2 separate regions of the Homo sapiens genome follow, and region 1 is linked to region 2. Evidence: chromatin loops called from intact Hi-C (ENCODE). Cell type or tissue: heart left ventricle. All regions are shown on one strand. Each heading gives the region's core, and the rest is flanking DNA. Links, peaks and the distances in the headings are about the cores only. Region 1 has its middle 270 kb from the start of LINC02655. Region 2 has its middle 51 kb from the start of LINC02655.

Evidence for each region. A loop is a pair of places that touch in the nucleus more often than their neighbours do. Peaks named below come from ENCODE experiments on the same cell type or tissue, not always from the same donor. Only the 100,000 strongest peaks of a DNase experiment are listed, where the experiment ranks them.
Region 1: it touches region 2 in a loop (4-fold over the local background); 51 of 110 quality-filtered maps call a loop at or near these places.

What each region holds. Positions count from the first base shown.
Region 1 is chr10:80,915,842-80,932,028 of GRCh38, reverse strand. No RefSeq gene overlaps it. Among named protein-coding and RNA genes, the nearest start is that of LINC02655, 270 kb to the right of the region's middle. RefSeq lists an enhancer at 4,793-5,294. In heart left ventricle, for the core only: a CTCF peak has its summit at 7,489 (motif pointing right); no DNase peak of the experiment used is centred there.
Region 2 is chr10:80,692,318-80,708,504 of GRCh38, reverse strand. No RefSeq gene overlaps it. Among named protein-coding and RNA genes, the nearest start is that of LINC02655, 51 kb to the right of the region's middle. RefSeq lists enhancers at 8,499-8,758, 8,565-9,090. In heart left ventricle, for the core only: a CTCF peak has its summit at 8,806 (motif pointing left); a DNase peak (open chromatin) is centred at 8,814; H3K27me3 peaks cover 300 bases.

The sequences.
Region 1 (16,187 bases), core at 4,201-12,200, 220 kb before region 2:
GTGTCAATTCTTCTTAAAACGAGTCATACAATTCACAAGGCAGGCCATCTGGTTCAAGACTTTTCTTTGTTATGAGATTTTTGACTACTGGTTCAATCTCATTTTCAATTATAGGTCTATTTATATTTTCTATTTCTTCTTTTTTTAAAGCTTTATTGAGATATAATTCATACACTGTACAGTTTTCCCATTTAAACTGTACAACTCAATGGTTTTAAGTACATTTTACAGATATGTTTAATTATCACCAGAGTCAAATTTATAACATTTTTATGACCTCAAGAAAGAAACTCTATCCCCTTTAGCTATCATCCTACTTTCATCCTGTGTTCCCCTGCTCCACACCCAAGCCTAAGCAACTACTATGTTCCAACTCTATAGGTTTCACTATTTAAAACTTTCATATAAATGGATTCATATAATATGTGCTCTTTTGTGACTGACTTCTTTCACTTAATATAATGTTTTCAAGGTTTATTCATGTTGTAACATGTATCAGTTCTTTATTATTTTTATGACTAAAGAATATTTTGTTCATTCATTTTGGGTTCCTTCTGCCTTTTGGAAATTATGAATAATGCTGCTATAAGTATTTGTATACAAGTTTCTATGTGCACATATGTTTTTACTCTTCTTGGGTACACACCTAGGATTGGAATTTCTGGATCATATAGAAAGTCTGTCTTTAATCATTTGATGAACTGCCAGATTGTTTTCCAAAGTGGCTGCACCATTGTACATACTCGACAGTATATGAGGTTCCAATTTCTTCAACTCTTCAGCAACATTTGTTTTTATCTGACTTTCTGATTACAACCATCAAGGGGGTGTAAAGTGGTACCTCATTGTGGTCTTATTTGTATTTACCTGATGACGAATGATGTTGAGTGTCCTTTGTTTATTGACCATTTGTGGTCTTTCTTGCAGATATTTCTATTCAAATAATTTGATTGTATTTTAACTTGATTGTCTTTTTATTATTAATTGACAAAATTTTTAAATTTTTTTAGGTATAGATTATCAGATTGCAAATATTTACTTCCATTCTGTTGTCTTTTCACTTTTTTGATGGTGTCCTTTGAAGCAAAAAGTTTTTAATTGCAATTAGGTCTAGCTTATTTCTTCTCTCATTGCTCATGCTTTTAGTGTCATATCCAAGAATATTTTGCCAAATTCAAGGTCAGGAAGATTTACCGCTACGTTTTATCATAAGAATTTTACAGTTTAGCTCTTACATTTAGGAATCTGGTCCATGTAGAGTTAATTATTGCATATGGTATAAGGTAGGGGTCCAACCTCATTCTTTTGCATGTGACATTCCAATTGTCCCAGCACTATTAGTTGAAAAGATTTCTTTCTCCTTCTAATGGTCTTAGGACCCTTGATGAAAATCACTCAACCATAAATGTATGGGTGTATGTATGGACTCTAAATTCGATTTCATTCAGCTATACGTCTATCCTAATGCCAGTATACAACCTTGCTTACTGTTGCTTTATAGTAACTATTGAAATAAAAAAAAGTATGAGTCCTCCACTTTGTTCTTTTTTTCCCCCAAGGTTATGGATCACTTGGAATTCCATATAAGTTTTAGAATTAGCTTGTCAATTTCTACAAATAAGTAATTCAGGATTCTTACAGTGATTGCATTGAATCTGTTAGAACAATTTGGGAATTATTGCCATCTTAATGTTAAATCTTCAGATTCATGAACATGGAATGTTTATCCACTTATGTAGGTCTTCTTTAATTTCTTGCACAATATTTTACAGGTTTCAGGGTACATGTTTTTGCATTTCTTGTTTAGTTTATCACAAAGAATTTTATTATTTTCAATGTTGTAAACAAAATATTTCTCTTAATTTTATTTTCAGATTATTTATTTCCAGTGTACAGAAATACAACCGATTTTTTAAATTTTGTAATCATGCTTAATTCATTTATTCTAATGGATTTTTAGTGGATTCTTTGGGATTTTTTTATATATAAGATATTGTCATCTGTAAACAGAGAGAGCTTTATTTCTCCCTTTCTATTTTGAATGTCTTCTATTTTTGTTTTTGCCTAATTTCCCTGGCTAGATCCTCTAGGAAAACATTAAGTAGAAGTGGTGAGAGTGACATCCATGTCTTGTTCCTGATCTTAGGAGCAAAGCATCAGTCTCCTACCATGAAGTATGATGTTGGCTCTGGGTTTCTCATAGATGTTGTTATTGGCTGAATGTTCATGTTTCTGCAAAATTAATATGTTTAAATTTAACCCCAATGTGGTAGTATTAGGGCCTTTGAGAGGTAATTATGTGATGAGGGTAAAGCCCAAACAGTGTGATTAGTGCCCATATAAGAATAAGCCAGAGAGTTAGCTTGCTCTTTCTGCCATGTGAGAATACAACAAGAAGTTAGCAGTCTACCAGAAGAGGGCCCTCACAAGAACTTGACCATGCTAGTTCCATGATTTTAACTACCAGCCTCCAGAACTGTGAAAAATAAGTTTCTGTTGTTTGTGGGCCACCCAGCTTATGGTATTTTGTTATAGCAGCTGAGCTAAGACAATAAAATTCTAGTTATTTTCTTAGTGATACCTGGGGATTATAATTAACCTCTTAAACTTATAACAATCTATTTTTAATTAATTCAATTTAGGCTCAATAATATACAAAATCCCTGCTTCTATACAGGCTACCCTTGCCCCTTTATGTTGTCACAAATGACATCTTTATTCATTGTGCTCCAATTAACATAGATTTACAATTTTTATGTATTTGTCTTTTAAATCATTTACAAATGGAAAGAGTTACAAATGAAAAATTCCACAATACTGGCTTTAGTATTTACATATGTTGCTACCTTTGCCAGGGTTCTTTCTTTCTCATATGATTTCAAGTTACTTTCTTGTGTCTTTGCTTTTGCCTGAAGGACTCTCTTTATCATTTCATGTGTTACATGTTTGCTAGTGACGAACTCCCATCACTTTTGTTTATCTGAGGCTCTCCTAACTTTCCCTCCATTGTTGAAAAAGAATATTGCTGAATATGGAATTCTTGAGTAACAGATATTTTTTCCTTCAGCACTTTTACTATGTCATCCCACTGCCTTCTGACTTCCAGTTTCTGCTAAAAATTGGCTGTCAATGTCATTGAGGGTACCTGGTATGTGACAGTCACTTTCCTATTGCTGCTTTCAGATTTTCTTTATTTTTAACTTTTGACAGTTTGATCATAACATAGCTCAGTGTGGACCTCTTTGCATTTATCCATCCTGGAGTTCAATGACCTTCTTAGATATGTAGTTTTGTGTCTTCTATCAAATTTGGGAAGTTTTCAGTCATTATTTCTTCAAATATTATTTCCCCATTCTCTCTTCTTTTGAGAGTCCCATTTTGAGTATATGTTGGATGGTGCCCCAAGGGTCTCTTAGGCTCTGTTTATTATCTTCATTCTCTTTTCTTTGTGCTACTCTTTCTTAATAATTTTAATTAACCTACCTTCAAATTTGCTGATTCTTTCTTCTGCCTGCTCACATCTGCTATTGAAATCCTCTAGTGGATTTTTTACTTCATTTATTATCATTCTCAGCCCCAAAATTCTTGCTGTGTTTCTTTCTATAACTTATAATTCTTTGTCAATATTTCCTATTTGGTGAGACATAGTTCTTCTGGTTTCTTTTAACTCCTTGAGCATATTTAAAACAGTTGACTTAAAATCTTTGTCTAGTAAGTCATTCAATGTCAGTGATTTCTCAGGAACAGTTTCTGTAGTTTCCCCTATGCATGTGCTATACCTCTTTTATTTGCATGCTTCTTATTTTTTTGTTGAAAACCAAACATCTTGGAATATTATAATGTGGCAACTCTAGAAATATGATTTTTCTTCCCTCTCCAGGGTTTGTTTTTGCTGCTTACTTTGGGTAGAGTTGTTTGCTTAGTGACATTTCTAATAATTTTTGTAAAGTCTAATTCTTTGTCATGTGTAGTCTCTGAAGTCTCTGTTCCTTTAGCTTGGTCAGCTAGGGTATTTACCGTGTCCACCTGGGATAAAGAAAGAAAAAGCAGGAAGAGAGAGAGGAAAGAAGAGAAAGAAACTTTCCCAGTCTTTGGAGATTGGCTCTGTGTTGGGACACTGATTTAATGCTTAGCCAGGCAATTTAGAACTCTGCCTTAGCCTTCTTTAACTGTTTGTGCTGAGCCTAGGGGTCATCCAGAGATAAAAGCTTAGGGTCTTTTCAGATTTTTTTCTGAGCACACGTTTTATGCCAAGCTTGTGTGTGACTTTCAAAAGTCCCTGATATACATGGGTGATATTCTTTCCCTAATTTCCCAAAGAATCTTTCTCCCAGGCTTTCAGCGTGTGTACTATTTGTGTCAACTGTAATCTTTAGCCCCAGATAGCACCGGGTTGCTCATTTGCCTTACAATGTTTTCAAGAAATACCCTAGGTATAGGTGCTTTCCTGCCCTGAAAAAGTTCAAAACTAGGTAAAACAAAGGCAAATGCTTTATATCAGTTCTTCAGGTAGTCCCCAAACAGTCAAAACAGACCAAAAAAGTTATTTGAGATTAAGTTTTTTTCTGCTCCGTCCAAAAGCAGGGACCAAGGCTTCACACTGGGAACAGCAGCTTCTGTCTTTAGACCACAACTGAGCTAGGGATGGCAGAGGGGTAAAAGCAGATAAAACTGCCACAAAGCTTTCTTGCCATTTTTACGTTATCTTTTTTGATTCAGTGTTTGCTTATTTGCTATAAATTTTTGACTATTTCCCAGAGTTCTGACAAAGTTGATTCTGACCATTTTCATTCAATTTTTCAGTGTTTTTTCTGGAGAGGCAGGCCTTTGGAACTACCTACTCTGTCATTTTAACCGTGGCCACTAAACTCATTGTAATTTTAAGTCAGTTATGATCAACTTGGCCCATTTTTTGCCTTTGCCTCCCAGTTTTGGGAGATTTTTTAACAGTGTGACATTTTAAGTAAGATCCCCTGCCTTTGAATTTCAGCTCTCCACTTACTAGATATGTGATCTTCAAGTGGTCACTCCATGAGGCTTAGTTTCAGTATTTGTAAATTAGGGATGATAACAATAACAATCATGTCCAGCTGTGAGGGGATATTAAAAAATGACAAAATGAATTAACATACTTGAAAAAAATTTTAAATTATAACATGAGAAAATACCAATTATTTTCAAATGTAAATTTTTTAAGTTGTAGTTTAACTTTCATTCCCTCAGCCATTCAATCCTATTCAAAATCTTTCAAGTATTTGTACTTAAAAAGACCTTTGTTTGATTATTTTTTATCAATCTTTCCAAAGACTGTAATATTCTTGCCACTTATTTATCATAAAAATATTTTAAATGAGAATGTATTTATGAGGAACATTAGCCAAAAAATATTATAAAAGTGTAAAACAGAATAAGATAATACACATTTTAATGTTATTGAGGGAAAAGTATATCTAGGGTTGCTCAAAATACTTGTTTCAATCAAAGACAATCAAAGAAAGTAAAGGTTTTGCTATCTCAGAAACACTACCACTCAGCTATTCAGGAACTTCCTTTCTCCAGTTCAATTTTGAAAGTTTAGAGTTCTTGTCAGAATGACACATAAGAATCACCTCTGGAGGTTTTTTGTTTTTGTGTTTTTTTAATACAGGTCCCTTTCTGAATTTGGAATAAGAATTAGAAGCCAAGCATATGTATTTTTAAAAAGCTCTGTAGAAAATTATGATAAGCAGTCAGGATTGAGAACCATCAATTTGAGTGTTTCTATATTGTTATACACAGGGGATACATTCCAAGACCCCCATTGAATGCCTGAAACTGAGGATAATACCAAACCCTATATAAACTGTATTATGTGTTTACATATACATGATACTTATGATAAAGTTTAATTTATAAAGTAGGCACAGTAAGACATTAACAATAATAATCAATAATAAAATAGAACAATTATAACAGCATGCCAGCATCACTAGTCTTGCATTTTGGGGCCATTATTCAGTAAAATAAGGATTACTTAAACACATGCACTGTGATACTATGATAGCCCATCTAATAACCCAAATGGTTGCTAAGTGACTAACAGATGGGTAGCATGTGTACAGCATGGATATGCTGGACAAAGGGATAATTCACGTGTCAGGTAGGACAGAACAGAAAGGCTTCAGATTTCATCACACTACTTGGAATGGCATATGATTTAAAACTTATAAATCTCTTTTTCTAGAATTTTTCATTTAATATTTTCAGACCACAGTAGACCTTGGGTAACTGAAACCACAAAAAGCAAAATGGTGGATAAGGAGTGACTATGTATAAAGACAATCAAGAGTAATATGGACATCCTAACATGCCACAGACCTTACTGTGCATCAATTTTACATATGCATAAAACATCATCACACCTATTAATATTTCCCTTGAGTCTGATACCAACGAATGCCATAGAAAAGTAAATTTTCCCATCTTACCATTCAACTGAGCTCAGAGTCAATGGACGATTCATCCAAGGTCAGCCTGCTAGGAAGTGACAGAATCACAGTCAGATCTTAGTTTGATATCAAGCCCAGTTCTCTTTCCACAGCACCAGATATGAACTTTTATAATGTGTTGTTCATACAGCTTTCTCATCTCTCATTCCTAACATTCCTACAGTGAACACTTTTTGGAAACCCAAGTCTTTTAAATTATCTGTATTTTAGGGCCTAGGGCCTTAACTTAGTCAAAGATTCTTGTTCTCCCTATCCTGTGTAAATATTGTGATTCAACATGCCATGCTCTCACCAACATCTACAGTAGTTCCACACATTTGTTTATCTACCTAAGATTCCTGCCCTTAAAATCTTCCTCCTTAGATCAACGCAATCTTTCCTTCCCTGGTTGTCCTTCTGGGTGTCTGTAGACCTACAGAAAAGCACATGATGTATGAATTGTTATTTACAGTCTCCGTCCTCATTGAAAATCTCTGTGTCACTCAGCAATCCATATCAGGGCTTATATTGTTCTCACTCTCTATTGCTTAACTCTTCAAAATTTCTCTCACTTTCTAGGCACTTTTCAACTCACTACCATCAGGGCTCTGTCCTGATTATTCCACTGAAACTGCTCCTGCAAGGAGCCCCTAATATCCAAATACAGTAAATTGGCTTCAGGTCTAGCCTTTTTTGACCTCTCTGTGGAACTAAAACTAGACCATTCTTTTTTTCTTGAAATTGCTTCTTTCCTTTATAGTACTCCCAGCTTGCTGTCTTATTTCCTTCTTAGTAATTTCTTTTCAAGCTTCTTATCTTGTTCCCGGATGTTATGTAATGACATCTCCTGAGGAATCTGTAAGGTTTTCATCCTTGACCTCCTCTTCATACTCTATACGGTCTTCCTCAGAAAAATCACCCACTCCTTTGACATCAAATATCCGACATATACCAACAAAGCTTTCATGGATCTCTGTAATTATGGAGTTTGGGGAATTGTGGAACTGATCAAGGAAAAAGATATGACCACGAGGTGGCAGTAGCACGCACATGCTTTATTTGGCTGATGTGTCTGAAACATCAGCCCCTGCAGCATGAGACCATGGGTAGGAGGGCAAGGGAACTCTTAGGGAAAAGGAGTATCGGAGAGGGGTTTACATGTCTAGTTTCTGTCTCGCAGTAGCAAGGCATGAAGTCTTTGGGTCAGAGAGCTCCAAGTGGCAGTAGCAACTTGGGGTATTAAATACCCAGGGTTTTATTCTATCTATAGCTAGCAGATGTTAGATGCAGTTTTGTGGGGTATGCAAAGCAGGCAGGCTCCAAATGGCTAAAAATCTGCTTGTTTGAGCTATATTTAAAACAATTGGGTGTGTAGCAATTTGAGTTTTGGACTAGTATGCTTTTGAGCTAATAGGTCTTAGCCTGCCATGAAGAAATAAACAACCTAGGGACTAACATACAGAGGGCATCATGGGTCATTTATATAGTAGTTGGTCAGATTTCTGGCTGAACCTCAGGAAGCTCAAAACTAAACCCAATATATTTCTACTAAATGTAGTTTCTTTTCCTCTTATTCTATCAGAAATATAATATATTGTGCCATTGAGACTAAAGTACTCCTCCTTCCTGTCTTTCGTGCACTTTAATCCATGACCATTTTACTGATTGTACTCTCTTCACATCTTTTACTCTCTCATACATTATTTCATTCCTCAGTGGTTTGGATTATGGCTTCTCTGTATCTTGCCTAGGTTATTATCACTGTCTCTGAAATAATCCTCTTCTCCCTTGTCCTGCTATTGCCTGGTACATTCTTTGCACTACCATTGAGATAATTTTTCTGAAACTCAAATGTGATGTTACTTGCCCGGTTAAAACTTTTTTAACTCTCCGTGATGTAGAAGAGGTGTTGGCAAACTATGACCTCTAGGCCAAACCCAGCCTTCCACCTGGTTTTGTAAATAAAGTAGTTTTATTAGAACACAGACACTCCCATTCATTTGTATATTGTCTATGGCTGCCTTCGTGCTACCACAGCTGAGCTGAGCAGTGGCAAATAAGACCACATGGCTCACAAAGTCCAAACTAGTTGCCCCCAGCCACTTACAGAGAAAGTTTGTCAACCCCTGGTCTAACTGTAAAGTTTGGAAGCTTGGCACGACATACAGGACCATTCAGGAGGTAGCCACTTTACATCTTAGTTTTATCCTAGCCCATATTCCCCACTGCTACTCTAAATCGCACCCATATGGAACTACTGGTAGTTTCCAGAATGTACCACGATACTTCATCCTTGATGCTGTTGCTCCTTCTACCCAGTATACATTTCCTCTGTATATCCATTTCTCATTCACCTCCTCATTTTTAAGATTTAGGGGCTACTTATTCTGTCAAGCCTTTCTTAAATCTCTCCCAGAGTAGCACTGACTTCCTTTCTGCCTCACTGTACAGACTTTGATCATAGCACCAATAATATTTTTTTATGTTTAAAAATGATTTTATTCTACTCAGGTGACATTTCTACATTTAAAATCATATTCCTTCAATTTTGAAAGCATTTTATGCCACTGTTTTTGAGAAGTCTGATATCAGTCTGATTCTTGATACTTCGGATATCACTGTCTTTTATAACCTTTTTAAGATCTTTTTATCCCCAGTGACTTTAATACCTTTATTTTTAGAGCATTTTTAGGTTTACAGAAAAACCACATTGAGCAGGAAGTACAGAGCTCCCATACATTCCCTTACCCCTCCACCCACACACACATGGTTTATTACAATTGAACCAATATTAATACCTTATTATTAACTAAAGTCTATAGTTTACATTAGGGTTTACTTTTCCTATTGCACATTTTGTGGGTTTTCACATATTTATAATATTTGGCTAGCATTACAGTATCATAAAAAAATAATTTTACTGCCCTAAAAATCCTCTGTACTCAAACTATTCATCCCTCTTCCCTGCACCCTCCAACTGCCCCCCAGCTCATCATCTGGCAACCACTAATCTTTTTACTGCCTCTTACTGTCTCTACAGTTTTGTCTTTTTCAGAATGTCACACAGCTGCAGTTATAGTTTGCAAGCATTTCAGATTGGCTTCTTTCACTTAGTAGTACACATTTAGGTTTCCTCCATGTCTTTTCACGTCATGATAGCTTGTTTCTTTTCATCCCTGAATAATATTTCATTGTCTAGATGTATCACGGTTTTTTTTAAATCCATTCACCTACTGAAGGGACATTTTGGTTGCTTCCAAGTTTGAACAATTATGAATAAAGCTGTTATAAACCCTTGGGCACAGTTTTTTTTTGTGTGTGTATCCATGAGTTTTCAACTTATCTGGGTAAATACCAAGAAGCATGATGACTGACTCATATGATAAACATATGTCTAGCTTTTTTAGAAATGGCCAAACTATCTTCCAAAGTGAATGTATCATTTTACACTCCCACAAGCAATGGATGAGAGTTCCTGTTGCTCCACATCATCACCAGTATTTGGTGGTGTCAGTGTTTGGATTTCAGTCAATCCAAGAGGTATGTAGTGGTATTTAATTGTTATTTTAATTTGAATTCTCTTAATGACATATAATGTTGAGCATCTTTTCATATGTTTATTTGCCATCTGTATATCTTCTTTGGTAAGATGTCTGTTCAGATCTTTAGCTAATTTTTAATTGGGTTGTTTACTTACTTACTGTTGAATTTTACCAATAACCTTTTACTTTTGTGATAATTATCAACAATATTACTAATAATGAGACCAAACATTTATAACTACTTACCAAGTACCAGATGTTGTGACAACTGTTTTATAGACATTATTTCATGTAATCCTCATTATAATGCTATTATTTTATCTACTTTTGTTCATGAGTAAGTGGCTCAGAGAGGTTCAAGAACTTATCTAGGATCACACAGTAAATAAGCACTAGAGCTAGAATTGCAAACCAATTCTCAAATTTCTAGGACCATAACCATAACCACTGCAAGACACTCTTTACCTTCCTTTCACTGATGATGACAGGCTTATTTCTTCTGGTTAAGCTAGGAACATCAAAAGGGTGGAAGGGGTAGTGTGCTGGAAGTGGGGATGGATGAATGCATCAATCAGTACCTATATCTATAGCTATCTAAATCTGATTGGAAACTGGAGATAAGAAAGGCATCTACATCTAAAGAGAAAACAAAAAGCCTGGAGAACAGATTCTACTTAAAGTTGACTACTTTGAATGCTATTTTTTTTTTTTAGAGAAATTAAATTTTCGCCTACAGTCAAATTGACAACAGTTTAAAGTGTGAGGTTTTTTTTTTTTCTCTCTCTCTCAAGTCACTAATGGGGCAATTAGCAATTTCTAATTTGGTCTGTTACTCACTTTCATGTGAATCAATTATTAACCCAAGTAAGTCGATCATCATAATTCATTTAGCATATGAGGGCTTCTTCCTTTAGAGACATGTATACATCTCTGGACACCAAGGCAATTTATAGAAATTATACATGTTATACAAATGTCATGTAAAAGATGAAAATAAGGCTGTTTATTAAACTTAGCACAGTTCCTGTGCTTATACTAATGCATAGTGATTAGAATTCTATTCATTGGGGATGAAAACATTTGACCATTTCAGGCTGCCACTACAGTCCTCCTGGCTTCTCTCACTTCTACACCTTCTCCTCCTCTGGCTGCTCCTTGTGGTTTTACATAATTATTAAAATTCCACTCCTAGTGAAGCTGTTACATTGTCTGGGGTATATACCTAGGATTCATCATCTCGCGGCAGAAAAATTGAGGACACGGAGACACACCAGGAGTTTAGGAATGGAGGTTTAATAGGCAGAAGAAAAGGGAGAGAAAAACAGCTCTCTCTATTGAGAGAAAGGAGCCTTCCCAGCAGAAAAGACTGACTAGTGGCGGATGCACATTTTATAGTCCAGCTTGAGGAAGCGGTGTCTGATTTAGGTAGGGCTCACAGATTGGTTCCATCAGGTGTAACGTTTACATAGCGCTCAGAGAAGGCTGGTCGCCCCACCCTAACCTTACGATGCAAATAAACTCTCCTTGGCCAGTGCCATCTTGTCTGCTCTTTACTGCACACGTGGCTGGTAGACAAGGGAAGATGGAGCTGCCATCTTTAACACATCTAGTCCCTAGTTCCTGCCGGCATTCACCCATGCAAGCTCCCAGCTTGCTTGTCTATGTTTGCAGCTCTACTTTACAGACTGCTCTTTGTTAGGAAATGATTTGGGGCTGCTTTTCATTAAAAAGAAAAGCCTTACAGAGGACTCCCATACCTTTACTGTCTGCCTAAGTGATTTCTTCTTAACTCCTATATCACTAGAATAGGAACGAAATTATTTTCACCTTCCTCAGGAAGACTCTCTAGTGGAATCAGGCCTGAAAGAGACGTTTCCAGCCTTTACTTCTCATCCTGCAATCTCAGCACCCCCAACAGGCCAGTGCTTGAAAATGAGGGGTTCCTGCTGCTGAACACCCCAGCTCACATTTTGGCCCCACTCAGATTCTTCCCTGAGCCTCAAGCCTTCGGGCCACATTCCTCCTTTCCCTCACTGCTTTCCTTGATTCTAAGTCTTAAACTACCCTCCCCCTTTAATCTTCCCTCTCCACCAAATCACCCTCCTTCCTTGTTTTGAAATATAAATCCATTGAATGTATTACTCAAAACATTCACTGCTTTTCTCTCTGAGAAAAAGAGACAGAGAAGAATATGAACAGGAAGTGATGAAAACCAGTGCAGGGAAATGCCCAATATTCTAGCAAAGTATGCCAATTTTGGAGTTCTCATCTCTCAGCTACAGTTTTTGACAACATGATGCTACGTACAGATAACCTGAAGGTCTTTTGTTTTCTTTCACTTGGGAACATGACTCTCTTAAATTCCCTTTATCCAGACATAAGCACCTTCCTAACCCTCACCACAACAAACAAAAGCTACTATTCATTAAACACAGACTAGGAGTAAGACATTGGGATGGTGTTTTTGTTGTTATCTTATTTCAGCCTCTTTGTATTATCTTCATTTTTATAGATAAGAAAACTGAGGTTCAAACACATTAGTCATTTGCACCCAAACACAAAATGCTTGTACAGTACTGAACAAGGACATGAAGCCATGTCTTTCTGATTCCTGAATCCACCCTCACTTTACTTCATTGTCTGCTCTCTCCAGAAATAATGTTAGGATATTAGATAAAAATAAATGGCATTTAGGCATCCTCTCATCCTAAACAGGTCATGTCATCTGTGGCCAGGCTGCTAACGCAGTCACTCCGCACCATGCTCTAACACCCCTTCTCTCTTAAGTAGACAAGAAGGAGGGAGCACATTCTTGTTGAGCTGTATTTCAGCAAGGGAATCAAGTCATTTCCTCATCTATATTGTGAAATATAAAACTCTCTAAGGCCCTATCCTCTAGTTCATAAGTCTCTCTACAAGAGAAACCTTGCCTAATACATCACTCTATATATAGCACACTCCATGTAGAGCACAGAAGAATTCTGGATGTCTAGCAGGTGCTTGACATTTTTATTTTATTTTTTATTAAAATGCTGAACTTCGCTATTCACATCTATAATTCAAGGATGCTGTTTCATCATTTTCCAAATCAATAATAATAAAAACAATAACTGGAGAAAATATCCCAAACTTAAATGGCATCTAATTTAATATAGATATTATGAAACACTTCAAATAAAATTTCTCATTAATTCCTCTTCCAGCCTGTCAGTTAGCAAATAAAGGAAATATAGAGGGAATTTTGGTCTTATTAAATTGTCCAAAATTATAAAGTTCTGGAATATACATTCAAATCCATGACTTGGTTTCCTCTTAATTTTTTAGTTTTAACAAATAGGGCTTTATTTCCCTGCCTGTCCAGGTACCAATAATAGAAACCATTGAAAGTGTCAGTGCAAATATGCTTCATATTACCATTAGGGCTGGCAAATTTTGATAATAGCAGCATGAACTCACAAATGTATCTCAAAATTCAAAAAATTAAATACACAAATACACAAGCAGTTCCTTGCAACAAATATGCTCTTAATCTGAAACATTCCCTACAACGGAAAAACTGAATTACCAAGAGTCACCAATTAAGAGACAATTAGCACTCTCCTGGTTAAACTCTTCTGTTCCATAGTACTTCTTAGGATTACCAACTAATTTGTGATTTCAAAACAATCATAGAGAAGGCAGACACAAAACTCCTATTAGGGGTCCTGCGATTTTTCAGGATGTGTTCAATTCACATTCGTCTTTTACACCAGAGCAGCAGGTAAGCACTGGGAACAAGAGCTGAAGACACCATATAAGTCAGAATTTTAAAGTACATTCCTAATAGGAAATATAGAATCATTTTAATATAGATATTTTAATCCAATAGGTTTATATTTTTAATTTTTTGTTTTAATTAAATATTGTGGACAAGAACTTCCTTTTATTTCTCATTAAATATAAAGGTTTTCGAAACTGCTATAGGTTTAAAGGTTGTTAATTTAATGAAGCTGGCACAATGATGCAGCATATAGGCTGCTTAGCTCGAAGAAGCTACTTTCTGACCCTTATCTTCACTGGGGATGAAAGGACAACATAATTGCCTGTCTCTGAAACATTTGTTTGCCACGTATTGCAACTCCTCTATCTATCACATTCAAGGCAGTCTGCCCAGCTCTGACGGTTGATGTAAATTGGCCCAAGGCAGGAGTGAGCTCTGAGCTTATCAAGGTGGGGTGCAGCTGCTCCATCATTGGCACAGGTGTGGAGAGATCGGAGCAAGCCCTTGCCACTCTTCACATGCACTCCTCCTAATGACTTTGCAGCTGGCAGAGCTGCAAGCTGAAATCCACCCAGATCCAGTGGCGGGAATTAGCACTGTGGGCAGCTTAGATCCCCAGACCAGGGAAACCTCAGTGAAGCCAAATTAAAAAGACTAACACAACTACACTCACATATGGTTTTCAATGCATTGACAGGAATGATGATGAGCAGGACAGAGGCAGGAGGAACAAACATAACAGGATGTTATTTTATCAAATATGATACACACCTACATATATACACACATACCATGTATCTCAAACATATTACATGTTTTTATAACCTATTTTCTTCACCTAAATAATGTATTTTAAAATGTTGACATTTCTACAACCAGCATTTCTAATGTCTACGTGGTGTTCCATTATATGTGTTATATCTCTTTACGTAATCAATCTCAACATTTGATATTTTGGATATTTCCAGTTTGGGCTTATTTTTAAGTGCTGTGAGGAATAGTAGTAAGAAATAGTTCATACATATTTCAAATAATCTCCTTAGATAAAATTTGTAGAAGTGGGATTATTGGGGAAAAGAATATAAGCATGTTTAGACAATTTTTGACATATTATCATGATACTGTCTAGAAAAGATGACGCCCAGCAGCAGAGAATGTGACACTGGGTTAGAGAAAGCTTGGCTTGTTTGACATATTGGAATCTAGAATATCTTGCAATTAATAGTATTTTATTTGAATCTTTGTGAGATTGAACAAGATTTCATAAATTCATCGATGTTTGCTTCTATTTTGGTAATCTCTGATTATGATGTTTACTAATTTTCCACTGAGTTTTAGTCTTTTATTGATTGATAAAGACTCATTATAAGATGTTTAAAATAGCTCTTTGCCAAATATTTTACAATAGTACTTTGCCAGATTGTAGTTTGTTTCAAATTTTAATGGCATTTTAGGCTATGTGGATTTTTATGTTATCAAACGTATTAATAATTCTTAAATGATACATAGTTTCTACCCCAAGTTGTAGGCTTAGAAATTCCTCTACCACCAAGAAATTATATAAACACATTAGATCTGTGTCTCACAGGGAATTTTTTGGTCAATAGAGAATTTTTTTCTGTGTGTTGTGAAATGACTGTATCCAAATATCCCAGCATTTTCAAAATTCAGAAACATGAAATCTCTCTAGATTTATTTAAGAACCAAATTAGTATTCGGTTTTTTATCATATAGATGTGTATCATTGCTTATTATATTCGTTCCAAAGAACAATAAGAGAGAGACCAGGTAAAATATTTGTAAATGTCCTCTGTTCCTTTATCAATAAATGAGCTTCTTGCTCCCTGAACCCTATCTATCATTAATTGAGCTTTAAGTCTTGATTTAGGAAGAATAAGAAAGTGACATGGGGAGGATAAAATTAGATCAGATAAACTAAGAGAAAAAAATAATACCATCCCTTTGACGCTTGTTGAATTTTATAAAGATGAGGTAGACAGAAGGAGGGAAAGGTTACGTATGAGAAGCTGTTTCTCCCTGCCTCTACCACCATACATGGAAGGTGATAGTAGGAGACTGCAGGGAGGCTGCCATAGATTGAATATTTGTATTCCTCAAAATTCAGATGTTGAAATCCCAACCCTCAATTGGATGGTATGAGGAAGTGAGGCCTTTAGGAGATAATTAGGTCCTGAGGGTGGAGCCCTCATTCGTGGAATTAGTGTCCTTATAAAAGAGGCCCCAGAGAGCACCTTTGCCCCTTCTGCTATGTGAGGACACAGTGTGAAAAGATGGCCATCTCTGAAGCAGGAAGCAGGCCCTCACCAGACACCGAATCTGCCGGCCCCTTGTATTTGGACTTCCCTGCCTCCAGAAGTGTGAGAAATAAGTTTATGTTGTTTATAAGCCACCCAGTCT
Region 2 (16,187 bases), core at 5,360-13,359:
CAGAACTCAATCTAACTGATGTGGGAATGCGGTATCTGGTAAACAGTATTGGCTGGTGGTGAATCAGGCTGCCTAGAGCTGTGTGATTCTGAGGAAGTGACTTAACCTCTCTGTGTCTCAGTGTTCTCAGCTGCAAAATTAATAGCATTTCTCCATAGGGATGTGGAGAAGATTAAATGAGAATCCACATAAAACAGGAAGAAGTCAAGCATATAAGTGTTCTTGAGTGATTTGTATCTGTTGTTTCATTCCTCCCTTCCCCATTCCGCTTATCCCATTCCTCTTTCTCATTTTAAAAATTCTCTACAATGTGTTTCTATCACTTTTGTAATAAAAAATACATTAAAATGTCCAATGGAACTATTTCATTGCTAATCCCATTATTAATAAAATTCAAAGGGAAAAGACTTCAACTGAATAAGAAATATAATCATTCCTTAGGTCAGCATAATCTGATATTCATCATTGTTTCTGCTGGTGGCAGGATGTCAGGGGTAGGGGGGCGGTGCAAATCAATGCATAGCTGTTGAATCTGTTGCCATTTCAAGTAAGAAAAAAAGTGTCCTCACCAAGGACACAGGAAACAGATCTTAAAGATTTAAGTTCAGCTTTGTTGCTCAGTGCTGTGCTCGCTTGGGCTCTGTCGTACTGTGAAGACCACTATTGACATCCTTCCATGCTTCTCCCACTTTACAGATGAGGAAATTGAGGATTGAGAGAAGACATGATGACCCTAAGACCACACATTAGTTAGAACAGAACTGTAGCTGCCCAGTGGGGATAATGAACGGAGAGGCTTGTCTCTTCTCAGGCATGGCCAGGCTGTTCCTCCTCACAGCCCCAGGGACTCAGCCTCCCTCACCCTCCCCAGAGCTGCAGATACTGCTCACACCACTGCCTGGGCTGCTGCATGGGACACTGCCCCAAAGACATGACCACAGGCCCTTAACATTTCCAGGGGTTTATTGCTGGTCCCTTAAGAGTAACCTGCTAGTTGAATAGGCACAGCTCACGAGACACAATCAGATAAACTTTGTCTCCAAACCCCTGTATTTTTTTTCATGTAATTGTAACATCGTATAAGCAGGGGGGATGCATCTTGGACTCTCTCCCTCCCTGTTATAGACTGTCCTCCACATCCTCCAAGCTCATCCCTGGCCCTGCATGTGTGCATGCAGCATATACGAATAAGCATTTGTTCACACTATTCCCATTGCTATGTAACTGTTACAATAGCATAACCATATTAATAGTATCAACAACTTGTTATGCAAAGCATTTTGTGTCATCTCTAACACAATGACCTTCTGCAGGCATCATCATAGATGTTGTAGAGACGAGAAAATAGAAGCCTTAAGAGGTAGAAGTAACATGGGGCACAACTAGTCAAGGTTGTAGCTAGCAGAGGTTGGGCACGGTAGCTCACACCTATAATCCCAGCATTTTGGGAGGCCGAGGTGGGCGGATCGCAAGGTCAGGAGATTGAGACCATCCTGGCCAACATGGCGAAACCCCGTCTCTACTAAAAATACAAAAATTAGCTGGGCGTGGTGGCGCGTGCCTGTAATCCCAGTTACTTGGGAGGCTGAGGCAGGAGCGTCGCTTGAACCTGGGAGGCAGAGGCTGCAGTGAGCCGAGATCACGCCACCGCACTCCAGCATGGTGACAGAGTGAGACTCCATCTCAAAAATAAAAAGGTTGTAGCTCGCAGAGAATGGTAGCAAGTTTTGAATCCACACTAAATCTAAATCTAGACCACACTATATAAAACAGTTATTGCTTTCCCCAGCTAAAATTGTCTAATACCCTTTAAATTTGCCCAGTGAGATTAATTTTTCATCTGCCCCCAAGATAAATTCTCAGGATGTTCCTGGTCATTTCTGGTTATTATAAAGTCATTTGAAATCACAAAGCTCAGTCTTGATTGAGGAACTAGAAGGTCTGGCTCTATATAATAATCAACACTACAATCTTAATTTGAAAATAAGACTTATCCTCTTCCTCTTCCAGGGTTTCTTGCTGGTACAAAGCTTCTCTCTTCTCACTCTCCTATTTTCTAACTTGTTAGCTGCTGTTTCTTTTCATTTAATTTTTGAATACAGAAATTTCCCAGCCTATACAAATGTAAAGAGAATAGTATCATAAACCCATCACTCACAATTATCACCTCACCAACTTATGGCGTATCTTGCTTCAACTATCCCCCACCCAACATTATGTGGCTATTTCTTTATATATATCTGTAAATCTATGTGTGTGTATATCATGTACACATTATTTAGCTCCCACTTATAAGGGAGGACATTGGTATTTGACTTTCTGAGTTGTTTCACTTAAGATAATGGCCTCCAGTTCCATCCATGTTGCTGCAAAATACATGATTTCATTCTTTTTCATGGCTGTATAGTATTCCATGGTGTATATACACCACATTTGTGTATATATACCACATTTTCCTTATCCAGTCATCCAGATGGACAGTTAGGTTGATTCCATATCTTTGCTACTGTGAATATAGCTATGATAAACATACAAGTGCAGGTGTCTTTGTGATATAATTATTTCTTTTCCTTTGGGTAAATACCCAGCAGTGAGATTTAAGGGTCAAATGGTAGTTCTATTTTCAGTTCTTTGAGAAATATCCACACTGTTTTCCATAGAGATTGTACTAATTTACATTCCCACCAACCACGTATAAGTGTTCCCTTTCCTCCTCATCCTCACCACCATCTTCTTTTTTTTTTTTTTTTTTTTTTTTTTTTAAATAATGGTTACCATTTCTGATCCCTCCAGTATTGCACCAGGGAGAGTTAAGAGAGCAGGGAAACTTCTCTTACAACAGTGTTGTGAGCACCGTGCCCGAAGACAGTGAGACAGAGGCTGTGTTCAGAAGCCCTGGTGCTCTAGTGGGGAGACTGCGAGAAGACAATGACAGGCAAATGTGGCCTCAGGCTTCACATCTGACCGTTACCTCTGCCACGCAACAAGATCCCCAAAAATGAACTGGAAAGAGGTTAAGTCGCCTTGGGGAAACTGTCATCTTTCTGAGCTTCAGTTGTCTCATGTTGAAAGTTCAAACGACTATGTAACCTTTTTCTGGGTGGGGGTCGGGGGCTTGAGGACTCAGTGAGCTGATAAAAGAAAACATTTTGGAAAATGCAGAGTATGAGGCCAGGCACGGTGGCTCACGCCTGTAATCCCAGCACTTTGGGAGGCTGAGGCAGGCTGATCACCTGAGCTCAGGAGTTAGAGACCAGCCTGGCCAACATGACAAAACCCCGTCTCTACTAAAAATACAAAAATTAGCTGGGCGTGGTGGCAGATGCCTGTAATCCCAGCTACTTGGGAGGCTGAGGCAGAAGAATCACTTGAACCCAGAAGGTGGAGGTTGCAGTGAGCTGAGATTGCGCCATTTCACTCCAGCCTGGGCGAAAGAGCAAGATTCAGTCTAAAAAAAAAAATGCAGTGTGGTAAAATGAGAGGGATTCAATATTTGAATAAATTATAGGTTCATACTTTATAGTTATTATTTATATCTTAATGGTCATGCTAGTTACATGACATCATTCTTCTAATATTATATATAAATCTCATCACAAACTGTATCTAATCTCCCAGTAAATCCTGCCAGCAATGACTTCAGAATATTTCAAAACTTCCTCCACCTCTCTCCACTCCAGCTGCCACCAGGGTCCAAGCCTCCATCCATGGCCTCCTCATGCCCTGCTATCTCCTCTGCCCAAGGTAGCCTTTTCTCAAAAGGTGATTTTTCTTTTAATTGTGGTAAAATAGATGACCGCTTTTCATGTTTTTTAGAGTTTTTATTGAGGTATAATTGGCAAATAAAAATTGTGTCTAGATATACAACTTGATATTTTGATACACATCTCCATTGTGAAATGATTACCACAATCAAACTAATTAACTTGTCCATCACCTCACATAGTTACCGTGTGTGTGTGTGTGTGTGTGTGTGTGTGTGTGTGTGTGACGAGAACACTTAAGGTCTATACTCTTGGTAAATTTCAGGTATACAATACAGTATTGTGAACTACAGTCTCCGTGCAGTACACGAAATCTCCAGAATTTATTCATCTTGCAAAACTGAAAGTTCATACTCTTTGACCAACATCTCTCCATTTTCCCCACCTCCCAACCACCATTCTACTCCCTGACTCTATGAGTTCGACTATTTCAGATTCTACCTATAAGTGAGATTATGCAGTATTTGTCTTTCTGTGTCTGGCTTATTTCACTTAACATAATGCCCTCCAGGTTCATCCATGTTGTCGCAAGCAGCAGGACTTTCTTCTTTTTAAAGGTTAACTCAGGATTTTAGTGCAGTAGCACTGGGATGAACCAGGAGATCTCACAGTGTGTCAGAAATAACTCCATCAAAGGTGGAGCATTTTTTCTCTGCCTAGATGCAGAGATTTTGGTCTTCCACTTTTTTTTCCAAGCATCCTAAATGAGCTGGCTCCAGTGTACAGAATACTATTCTCCTTACATCTGTATATGCTGGGGAATTTGCATATTCAAAAATTAAAAGAAATGAAAGAAACAGCAGCTAACAAATGCTAAAAGGCTACCCTGAAGGAGCTACCTTCCGGCCCACAAGAACTCCACCACAGCAGAATTTCTGTGCCTCACCTCTAACTCAATATTTCCTCGATGCCTCTTTATGGAAGTTAAAGTGGTCAGAAGCTGAGTGTGTGTGGATAGCGCTATTGATTTTTCGCTCCTTGGAGAAACCAGGCTGTCAAATTACAAGGCTACAAAACAGGCTAACTAGCTTGGCAGGGGTGCCCCCACCAACTCCACATGGCTCTTTCCCATCCTGTCTCTCACCACACTGGCTTGAAAGACCCCCGTTTCTCTGTCCTCTGCTGTGGACCTGCCAGACTCGGGAAGGCACCGGAGCTGCACCAACCAGCCCAGCGGTGGGTTTCTGCTGTTCTTATTTTTAGCCATGATGCTACTCCCAAAGAGAAAATAAAAGCAAATAAAATTTAGACTGTTGCAACTGATCTCCAGTCATTACAGAATGTTGCTACAGCAACCAACAGGGGCTTGACACTATCTTTCCTCCCCATACCTCCTCCACCTCATTTCTGTGACCCGGGAGCAGGACCATTCCAATGGCATCAGCACCATCTTCTGCGCAGGGCTTCTGTCCAACGTCTTTGAGAATGGAGCTACCCGGGGCCCAGCGCCAGGCAGGCAGCTCTGTGCATGTTGCCTGTTAACTGACACACCAGCCCCCCAGCCAACCTTGGTCCTAAGATGACAGATAAAGGAAGGTTAAGCAAGGAACTGATCACTGTTACGCACTTGAAAACAAACAGAGAAGGAAAGTAACCTCCAAAATGTTTTGAAAGAAAGTTTTACAGCCTGGATTTTTCCTACTTCCCTGTAAAGTGTTGGGAGACTCCTCAGTCACCTCTGCAGTGTAATCCAAGAAATCTGATTTTGGTGGCCCTGCCCCCTTCCCCTCCAGGCTCCTCAGGGACCTGATGTACCCTCACCCATCACCCTCACTCCATCTCACCAGGGACCTGTCTTCCTGTTCAGTCCAGTGCTGTCATGTTCTTTCCCTCTTAAGGATTCCAAAATGGACTGGTTAAAATATGCATGCTGAGTTGTGGGTGACAAATAGTAATGTATGAGCTTGCGGGAGGAAAGACTGAAGTTCTGTTCAGGTCAGCTCTGGGTCCCCTTGGGGGAGGAAAAACTGAAGTTCTGTTCAGGTCAGCTCTGGGTCCTGAGGTGACTGCACTGGGACCCCGGCCCCTCACACAGTCTCAAGTGTAATGACAATACCAATAATGAGAACAGGCCACATGAGATCCAACACACATGGGTACTAGCCAGAGGTCTCACAGAGGCACAGGCGAAACCCACATGCGTGTGAACACGAGCTGGTTAAATATCCAAACCCTCGACAGCTACTGGTGTGCATGCTTGATGGTGCCACAAAGGGAATAACTACAGAAAATGACTTCTAGGTAATAGGTAGCAAGTTCAGAGCTGTTCTATTTCCATCTGAAGCAAGGCCGCCTATAAAACCCTTCACACGCCAGCAGCTCAGAAAGAGGAAGGCATTTGTAACAGGCAGCTGCTGTGGCCATTCATTGCTGAGGGTGTACAGACAAAAAGCCTCCTCCGTGGCCTGAATCTCTGCAGCAAAAAATAGCCACAGAGAATGCTGGGCCTGCAGAAATGCAGTTCATGACAAAACACAGGCATGGGGACCAAGCGGCAGCCGGTGCTGGCCCACAACCAAGTTCTACACAGTCCTCCCACTTTCGCCTCAGATCCCTCTAGTCTCAGGGGAAATCCTTCCTGCAGGTTTGTCCCAGTTGCTCATCTTGTCTGCCTCAAATTCCTTCTCTCCTTTGAGGCTAAGACCTTGGAAAGTAAATCCATAAAGACTTGCTATTTCCACTGTCAGCTCTTCCTCATCCCTGGAGATCAGAGTCCAAGCATCAGCTTAGATGGAGGAAGGGAAGAAAAGAAAGCAGGTTGCCCATATCAAACATTACACCCATGAAGACTCTGACATGCCTCAGGAGGCCTGGATCCTCCCTTGTTCTGCCATTGATCCTCCTTGTGGCCTGGGTCAACCCCTTCCCTCTCTGATCCCTGGGTTCATCTGCTCGTACTCCACAGAGGCAGAGTTCACAGTTCCCTCCCAAATACATATGTGTCCTTAAGGCCAGGAACTATGTACTTTGGAAGATGATGCAAAATTAACGTGTGCTTAATGAAAAAAGTTACTGCTTTTTGAATAGTTCTAAATACTATAGGTATAAGTAACTGTTCCAAATGTATTGCACACATTGCTCAGTTAATTCTCATAGCATCTTGTGAGAAAGGTACTAATTTTGTTTTCGGTTTAGAAAACAGGAAGCAGGAATTTGAGACACAGAGAAGGCAAGTCACTTGCCCAAGGTCACGCAGCTTGGAGTGGTGGAATCATGACTCAAATTCAGGCAGTCTAGTGCAGGGCTACTCTTCACTGCCAGGGCTCTGCCGTTTCTGGAGACACATCCCACCACAGTGGGAATGCAGTAATATGCGGATGTCATTCAGTGCCAGCCTCCCCAGCTGCCCACCTCTCAGCTCCCTCAGACCAATGCAAATCAGGTGACTACAGGGTGGAAAAAAGACTAGGGCTGGGGCCCAGCCGGGCACATGGACACAGATATGCTGGTTGTGAAATTGATGAAATACTTCCAAGCTGGCTGACAAAAAGTCACTGCCCCAATCCACCTACCTGCTGGCCTGGCTGCCAAGCCCCTCCCTACTCCCTGCTCAGGATCCAGCCATTAAAGGGATGACCCTTGGCTTTAGATGGGGCCTCCAGGAGGCACCTACCTATGTGGCAGCTGCAGCCCACAGAGGTTGCTGCAGTGTGTCTGTCAGCCCCGCCCTGGCCCATGGCTCTTCCCAAGTCTGTCAGGTGTTCAGGGGTGACTACGGGGACTGGAGCCTCCAGTGTCCAGCTGAGCCTCTTTCCCTGCCCTCTCTGTGTGGGACCTGACTCCTGGCCAGCTCTGGCCTTTGGTCCCTGGTTTTCCCCCCAGGCTGGTGGTTGGCTGTGCTCCTGGGTGGCATGGTTCCTGCCTGTCCTTCCCTTGGAGCTAGACTCTATTCCTATTTCCCTTGCACGGATCCCGACGCGTAGCCCAGTCTGCCACTGGCACCCCCAGCTGAAGCCACAGCACTCACATCTCTCCCTTTCTTCTCCCCGACACATTGGCCCTTCCAAATTGCCTGGAGTTTCAGGCCTGGTGGCGTAAAGAGCAGCTCTCTCTCTCTGGGAAGGGGATGGGTATCCCTGTGGCCCTTGATTGGTGCCCTCCATCCACCAATATAGGCTGCCCCACTCCTCACTCCCTGCTAGAAGCTCTTTCCCCCATTTAAATCCCATTCGGCATTATTGGAAATCTACTGCATGCCCTGCATTAGTGTGACGTGACTTAGTTGAGAAAATTGCTGTATGCTCAGCTGATGGTAATAACAACCACTTAGCTCTAATAACTGCCTGTCAGACGCTGTCCCTAAGTGCTTTATATTTATTAAGTTAATCCTTACAGTAAACCCATGAGATAAGAATTGTTACCATCTCCATCTTACTGAAGAGGGCTCTGAGACACAGAGAGGTTAAGAAACTCACTGTATCACACAGCAAGTCATAGAAGTGTCTAGATTCAGATCCAGCCCCTGTACCTGCAACTGCCACACTATGGCTGACATGCTACCGTACAAAGGGATGACTATCAGGACAGGAAAGACCTTAGACATACCAATTCAAGTCCAAACAGGAATATTTAAGAAAATGTTTACAATTAATTGGTTTATCCCAAGACTTCCACATCTCAGGGGCAGCTTTGGAGCAAATGAAACTGACCAGCTGCTGGGGAACAGGCCCAGGTTTCCAGGGAGAATCTTCCTTTTTTGGCTACTAGGGGGCTTTCGCCCTGTTCCAGGGAGAGTTCCAGGCTGCTTGGGAGCAGAGCATTCTGGCTGGCCCCAGCCTTGCCCACCAGCCACCCCTGCCTGCCAGCAAGCCCAGGGCCACGCGGCAGCTTTATTCTCTCCAGCAGATGTGTGCGTAGAGGCCGTTTTCTAGGTGAGGACAAACACCCTGTTTCCCAGTCCCCCGGAGAGAAGATGCCGTGCTGGACAGGAGCCCTAGCAGTGCAGAGTCCCCTGCTGGGGACATGCAATTTGGGAAGAAGCCTAGGGCAGACGGTTTCTCCAGCCTCAGCCTGCTCTCCTCGGATACTCAGCTGCGCGGCGCCACCTGCTGGACAGACCGAAAGTCTCCTCTTTGGCGATGGCACCAGCAACCCTGGGCTTCCCTGAGGCCACCTCCCCTGGTCCCCCTCAAGTTCCTCCAACCCTAACCCTGGCCAGCAGGAAGGGGAGATCTTCGCCTTCCAAAGAAAGCTTGTGCCGTGGGCACTGGTCTCCGCATCTGGACATTTCACAGGATCAATCAGTAGCAGGATTGTTCATTTATTTATCTGCATTACTTGTCTTTGTTCTGATTCTCAGGGCTCTGACTTCTCCCAGGTCACTCTCATGTCACTCCTTGCTTAGGGATGCTAATTCTTTAAACTCTTTGAGCCTCAGTTTCCCCATCTATCAGGATGGTGCAGGGCTGTTATGAACAAGAGAAAGTGCCGACCTAGGTTATTGCACACCTGCCTAGATAGAGCCAGGTGCTGGGCTCACAGCATGGTGGCCCCGGGTGTCTGTAGATGTTCTCAAGCGCTCAGATGTTGCTAGAACATACCATTTCCTCTGGACAGGGTGTATATAAGCACTGAGCCCTTTTGAGATGAGGGTTCTGGACAGTTCCCGAACCCTCCTACCCATGGGATTCGAAGAGTGTGAGACTCAAATCAAAGCCCCAGCAAAATAACAAATTCCTACATAACAGTAACTCTCAGAGGAGTAAAATCAATAATATTCACATATTTTAACTCTCAGGAGTAAAATCAATAATATTCACATATTTAACACATATTTATTCACAGTTATTATACCTGAAATGCCCAGGTCTATTCTATTTCACTTAATAAATGTTATTTTTTCCTCTTTTTTGCTCCTTGTTCCCTCTAAGCCTATTCTTTCTTATCTGTTATGGGCTGAATTCATGTTTCATATGTTTTAATATGTGGATATGTGGAGATGAGGCATTTAAAGAGGTGATTAAGTTAAAATGAGGCCATTAGGATGTGCCTTAATCCAATATGACTAGTGTCTTAAAAGAGGAGGAAATGTGAGCACACAGAGACACCAGGGGTGTGTGTGCACAGAGAGAACCATGTGAGGACACAGGGAGAAGGGCTTCTGCAGGCCAACAGAGGCCCCAGGAGAAACCAACCCTGCTGACATCTTGATCACAGACTTCCAGTCTCCAGACCCATGAGAAAATAAATTTGTTATTTAAACCACCTAGTCTGTGGTGTTTTGTTATGGCAGCCCTGGCAAACTAATCTATCATCTTAGTATAATAAAGTCAGTTGCTGCTCAATGAAACAGGACTTTAGCCTACATGGAGGTCAGACAGGAAGCATGATTTTATAATAAAATCATGGGCCTGGATGTGGACTCACACTCACAGAGGGCAGAGCCTGGCATGAACCCACACATCTGGCTTCTCACCACAGTTCCAGGCACAGTGCTGGTCATTGGACCAAGTGGAATTGAATCGTCTACATTGCACAGTCTGGCAGGACCTGCCTGAGGCCCCTGCAAGGTCCCTGCTTGGATTTCTGCTTCTCTTCATCCTTGATAGAGAGTCACCAATTCCCCCTTGCAGAGAAAACTACTCATAAACCACAGTGCAGGGGTCAGGGAAGGGCAGGGTCATGTCTCTGTGGGGCTCTAAAGAGAGGCTGCAGTTTATGACTGTGTGAGATGTTTACAACAGACACATTTGTTTCTCAAACTGCTCTGGGGTTGCTGAAGTGAATTTCCTCTAAAGCTGGAAAGTGCCCATCCATCTGCTTGATGCAGCTTCTCTGGAGGCAAAGAGCAGAGACTCCGCAGCTGCAGTGGATTCCTAGCTGGAGAGGGAGGGCTGATCAATCAAGCCACAACTGGGATGGGTGCTGCAGGTGTCCCTCTACAGGTAAAGTGGCCATTTCTCTGAACCAAAATGCTATTAATTTTTTTAAAAAGGATAAAAAGAGGAAGGAAGGAGGGAAGGAAGGAAAGAGGGAGGGAAGGAAGTAAAGAAGGGAGGGAGGGAGGGGAGTCAGTTCTGAAATGTGAACTTATTTATATAGTTTACCAAAGATTTATAAAATCAATCATATTTTCAGTTTTAATACATTTTGTATTGAAAATAGTATAATTTCATTAAAACATACCAAAATCATTCAAAATCATATCTCATTTAAATCAAGAGTGCCAGGTCTGAGTGTATTAGTCCGTTCTCACACTGCTATGAAGAAATACCCGAGACTGGGTAATTTATAAAGAAAAGAGGTTTAACTGACTGACAGTTCCGCATTGCTGGAGAGGCCTCAGAAAACTTACAATCATGGCGGAAGGCAAAGAAGAGGCAGGCACCTTCTTCACGGGGCAGCAGGTCAGAACGAGGGCAAGCAGGGGAAATGCCAGATGCTTATAAAGCCATCAGACTCTCGTGAGATGAGAAGAGCATGGAGGAGACCACACCTATGATTCAATTACCTCCACCTGGTCCCGCCCTTGACCTGTGATGAGATTTTGGGTGGGGACACAGCCAAACCCTATCACTCAGCTTGAGCCTAAGCTGCATCCAGACCTATTTTGAAGACAGTGAACAGAGGAACAGGGGCTCCTCCTGGGCAGAGAGGGAACCAGGCAGAACAAGCTTGACCCAGGAACAGAGACGGTGCCCAGGGACCCAAGAGGGGTGATCACAAAGACACTGAGGAATCTGTCCTCAGGCCAGCCAATTCCTAAAGGGAACAAAAATTAAATCAGGTAGCAGCAGCCTTTCCCTTAAAAACGCAAAGACCCAGGCGTGGGCAGCACCTAGTTTGTCCTGAGGAGGCAGGTTAGACTCCAAGTATGAATGGATTTGTTTTCTGTGTACTTCCTCTCCCTTCTCACAGGTGCCCTGGGCCACCCCAAGCTGAAACAAGACTCCAAGACACAGATACTGACCTAGGTAAAACATGACCTGCAATGTGTTTTTACCAGGGCAAGTGCTTTTATTTGGTGACAGGGACAGAAAAGGAAAGTGAGGAAGGAGAAAAGTCTTTGCAGTGGGGAGAGGAAGAAAGACCAGGATGCAAAAGGATCGGGGCCCCCAGTGAAAGGGACCAAGCACAAGCTGTGCTGGAGGGCAACGCCCTCATCAACTCCATCCTGCAGCCAACAGCCTCAAATCAGTGTAAACCCCTGTGAACAAATGGTGGGGACTTGGACAACATTGATGGGGATGGGAACACAAAGAGAAAGCCTTGTCCCGGACCAACCGACATGGAATGTCCCTACAATCCAGGGCAATGGTGGGCCCAGTCCCAGTGTCAGTATCATATAGCCCTGGGAGCCAGCAGCAGAGGCAGCACCCATGCCATCGTGCTACAGTGCACTGCAGTGCCGGCCAGCATCAGGAGGCCCTCAGAGCACTAAGCAGGGTACCTGGCAGAAACCTACGGCCCCTGGTAGGAGAGGCTATTATGGTGAGAGCTGGAAGAAGCAGAGAAGCAGGAGGCTCTGGCAGAGGCAGCCACACAGCAGAAAATGGCCAGAAGCAGAGTCGCTTGTGAGCACGTGGGAGAGACACCCTGGAACTCCCAGGAGTGCCTGGACTAAGGAGGGAGGTCCAGGCCTGTGTAAGCCATGCAGACGGCTCCTGGCAGTGTAACCCCATTTGTGCCTCCAACCAGACTGGTGAGGACGGAACACCCTGGGAATAGAACTGGTCTAAGACATGGCTGAAAATGCAGCTCCCCGTTTGGGAAAACCCATCTGCCAAGGTTACGACAGATCTGATGGCAGGGAAACACAATAGCAGGCACATCATAAACTATGCAAATGAAAAAGCAATGTGCAATTTTTAATTCTAGGAAAATGAAAAGATGTACAAGAAGGAAAATGCAATTATAGCACCAACTTGACCCGCAGTGAACAATGTTTTTAATTAAGTTGAGAGGACCTGGGTGGATGAGGAGACTGAAATGAGATGGGGGCAGGAAATAGGCGAGCTGAGTCCACGTCAACCTGATGAGAAGTCAGTAGATAATTGCCAAAAACTGATAAGTTAAGAAGCAGCCGTCAAAACTTGTAATTCAGGGAAACAAAAAATGAACAGTAGAAGAAATAGCTAGAGAATTGAGAGAGGTTGTGTCCAGGGAGCAGGACTGAGTATGATGGGAGAGGGGGCAGCAGGGGCCTGTGAGGCCCTGTGTTCAGCTCTCAGAGTGATCTTGGACTTGTGAACTCCACGCTCTGGGTCTCAGCTTCCCCATTTTTATTATGATGGTGCTGTCGAAGTGACCACTGGTGGCTCACCAGCTCTGCAGTTGCAGGGCTCTGGGCAGGTGGTTATGTGGATGTATGCACAGTGGGTACTGCATGTGAGAATAAACACATTTTTCATGATCATAGTAACTGGGCTGTCACACAGCTGGGCCAGACCAGCCTCAGCACACATCTCAGAATGGCCTTCACACTCAGACACGCATGTGGTTTACTCAGTGCAGCCTGGGCCCTTCCTCAACTCAGCTGAAGAAAACTGTCCTGTCTCCAAGGCCAGCCTCAACCCACCTGCTCCGAGGCTGAGGGCCTGGCCACAGGAAGGCACCTCTGAAAGGGCATCTTGTTCCTACTGGAGTCAGGGAGCCACACTTGGCATGGGTTGCTCTTTACTGCAGGTGTAGACAATCATCCCAGCAGAGGGCACCCCCAGCACCCGAGGCCTCCCCGACCCCATCCTCCATATCCCATCCCTGCAAACGTGCCATGTTAGCCTCTGTCTGGTGAGCAAGACATAGATATAGAAAAATGAAGAATGAATGAATTGAATGAATACATACATACTCTAATAAACTGTGCATTGAATATCTTTGTTGTACACCAGAATTGAAGAACTTAAGGCAAGGAAGAGATACAAAGCAAGCAGAAACCAACATGCACATTCCACTCAGAGAGAACAAAAAGATCATAGTAACAGAGGCCTTGAGTTCCTTATAAAGGCTTCTTCTCAAAGTAAATCTGTTGTGGGGAAATAAGGAAAGTGTTGCCAAAGAAAGCAACTTGAGCTACTGTCAGGAAATCTTCCAGGGCCAGGTATCCAGCAAGGCCATAAGTCACCATGTGGCCAAATGGCCCTCTCTATTGTGCACTTGTATTGCAAGTCAGATGGGAAATGCTCCTGGAGATGCCAGTCATCTTAAGTCTGAAGCTCTAAGGAGGAAAGAGAAATAGCAGTGTCTAGCACCTTCTCTGCATTGCCAACTTTTTATATATTATCTTCTTTAATCCTGGCAATGGCCTCATGAAGTAGGAATCATTGCCCTGATTGCAAATGAGGAAACAGAACCTCTAAAAATCTTGTCTATCTTCCCCTGGTTTCCATTTCTTGTGAATGTCAAAGCTGAGATTCAACTCCAAGGCCAGATCATGGCAAGACACACTCTACTCCCTTACCTACTAACTTGAAAAAGACTTCTTTCACACACTTCCAGGGTGCTGGCCCTCATGACCTGCTGGGGAGAGACACTCGGTGTCAGAGCCCAAGAGGGAAGGAATGTGCCTTGCCTGTTTTCTCTGTGCCTAACTCCAGGAAAGGCTCAATACATTTTCCAAGCTGGGGAGTATAGATGGTCACAGTAATTTGTTGGTCAAGGAGGGTTGAGAGGAGAGTATGAGAGAGGAACCCAGGCAGATGTATTCCTTTTAGAAATGGGGTGTTCATCACATTTTGTTAATTCTGTCTTCCCTACCAAATGGTTCTGTCTCTTTTTTCCATTTATTTTAAATGCATTTAAACCAACTGATCATTTAACAATTTCTGTGGGTTTTCTGGTGTCTGTTTGGGGTTATTATTTTCATTTTGTTTTTGTTTGACAGTGTTGAATCATCAAAATATTGCAAAGCATTTTTCTGGCTCACTAATTGATAGACTCCTGCCTAATTGCCTGCTGTTTCATTTCTTCTTGTTAAAATGACACAAGGTTTTCAGTTCTGCTGCTTCCAAAAAATAAATGGTGCTGCTTGACTAGCCCTCCATCTGCGCCTCCACCAGGGTGACAGCACGTGCCACGAATCCCACAGATCACTGGCCCTGGGCAGAGGGTTGGGGTGGAGGCTGGGAAGGATGGTGGGTGGAGAACAGTATCCTTCTAAGAGAGCCCCCTGCATTCCTGAAGCTCCTTCCCCAGGTCTTCTCCCTAACATTACCCCATGGATCCATTGCCAGCTTCAGCAGGTCACGGGTACCTATTTTCTGAATTGCCAAATGACGTCTGAAGCTGGCGGAAACTAGGAGCCCCTACGTTTAACCATGAGACTTTACATGTGCCCAATTTATCCATCCATAAACTACAGCCTTATACCCACTGGCCTCACCCATGCCAAAGAACTATGCTTCTGCGGTACTAGGGGCAGGTGAGGGCCCTGCCCAGTGCTCAGCATGTGGTCCTTTCCGGCATCCCACATCTCTACCTCCAGCTTCAACCCTGTCTCGGGTCCCATGGGCTCACCTTGGATTTAGGACTGGCACTGTCCTTCCAGCCTCACAGGACATGCTGTGCATGCTGGCCTTTGCCCCAGGCCAAGCTCATCTGGCCCTAACCCTGGGCTTGTCCAGGAGGTTCAGGTTCACCCAGGTCCCAGGATAGGAAATCAAATCCCCTTTGGCAACATTAGAACTTCAAAAAAGGAGGAACCCAGACTAGGTCAAAACATGATCTGTCTGGTTCTCTGCCCTCCAGCTTTCTCCCCCAGCTGCTGGGACCAAGGGCTCTACCTCCAATTTCAGGAAACTTCTCCTCTGACATTATGTTCCTTTGGAAGCTAGGGGATGGAGGATTTCTTCAACTGCCTGGCCAGGATAACCAGTCCCAAGCATCTGCCTAATGGTGAGGAAAGGGGACACATGTTTGGTGTCTGGGGCCAGGCCTTTCCACTCTGCCTCATCCCTCTGCCTTGCAAGTTCCTGGTATATGTCAGGGGTAGAGCTGCAGAAAACAGGGGCTTCACTAGAAAATGTTTCTGTTCCTAAGCATCCCTTTCCCCACCTCTCCCCATTAGCAATGGGAATTAGGGGCATGGATACATTTTTCTGAGCACACCTCTGCCTTCTGCATAGATCAAACCAGAGATCGGCTGGGAGCCAATATTACAGTCCTGGCGTCCTATGTTATAGAGAAGGAAGCACTGAGGCTCAGTGAGAGGAAAGTGGAGACAAGGCCACAGTGTGAGCCAATGGCAGAGCCAAAACCGGAACCCAGGAGCCAGACTTCTAACCTGAGATTGTCCTAATTCCAGACTTAACTATCTCCCAGAAGAAAACTCAGCACCCTGATGTCCCTCTAAAGACATAGCTGTGTCTGTAGACATGGAGCACATTTGCTGGCAGACCTGGCTTGTCGGCAGCACCTGCAAAAAGGGTCAAAGGTTCTGACTGACTGGAAGGGCACTGTGATATGCCGGCTACAAAGTTACCATTC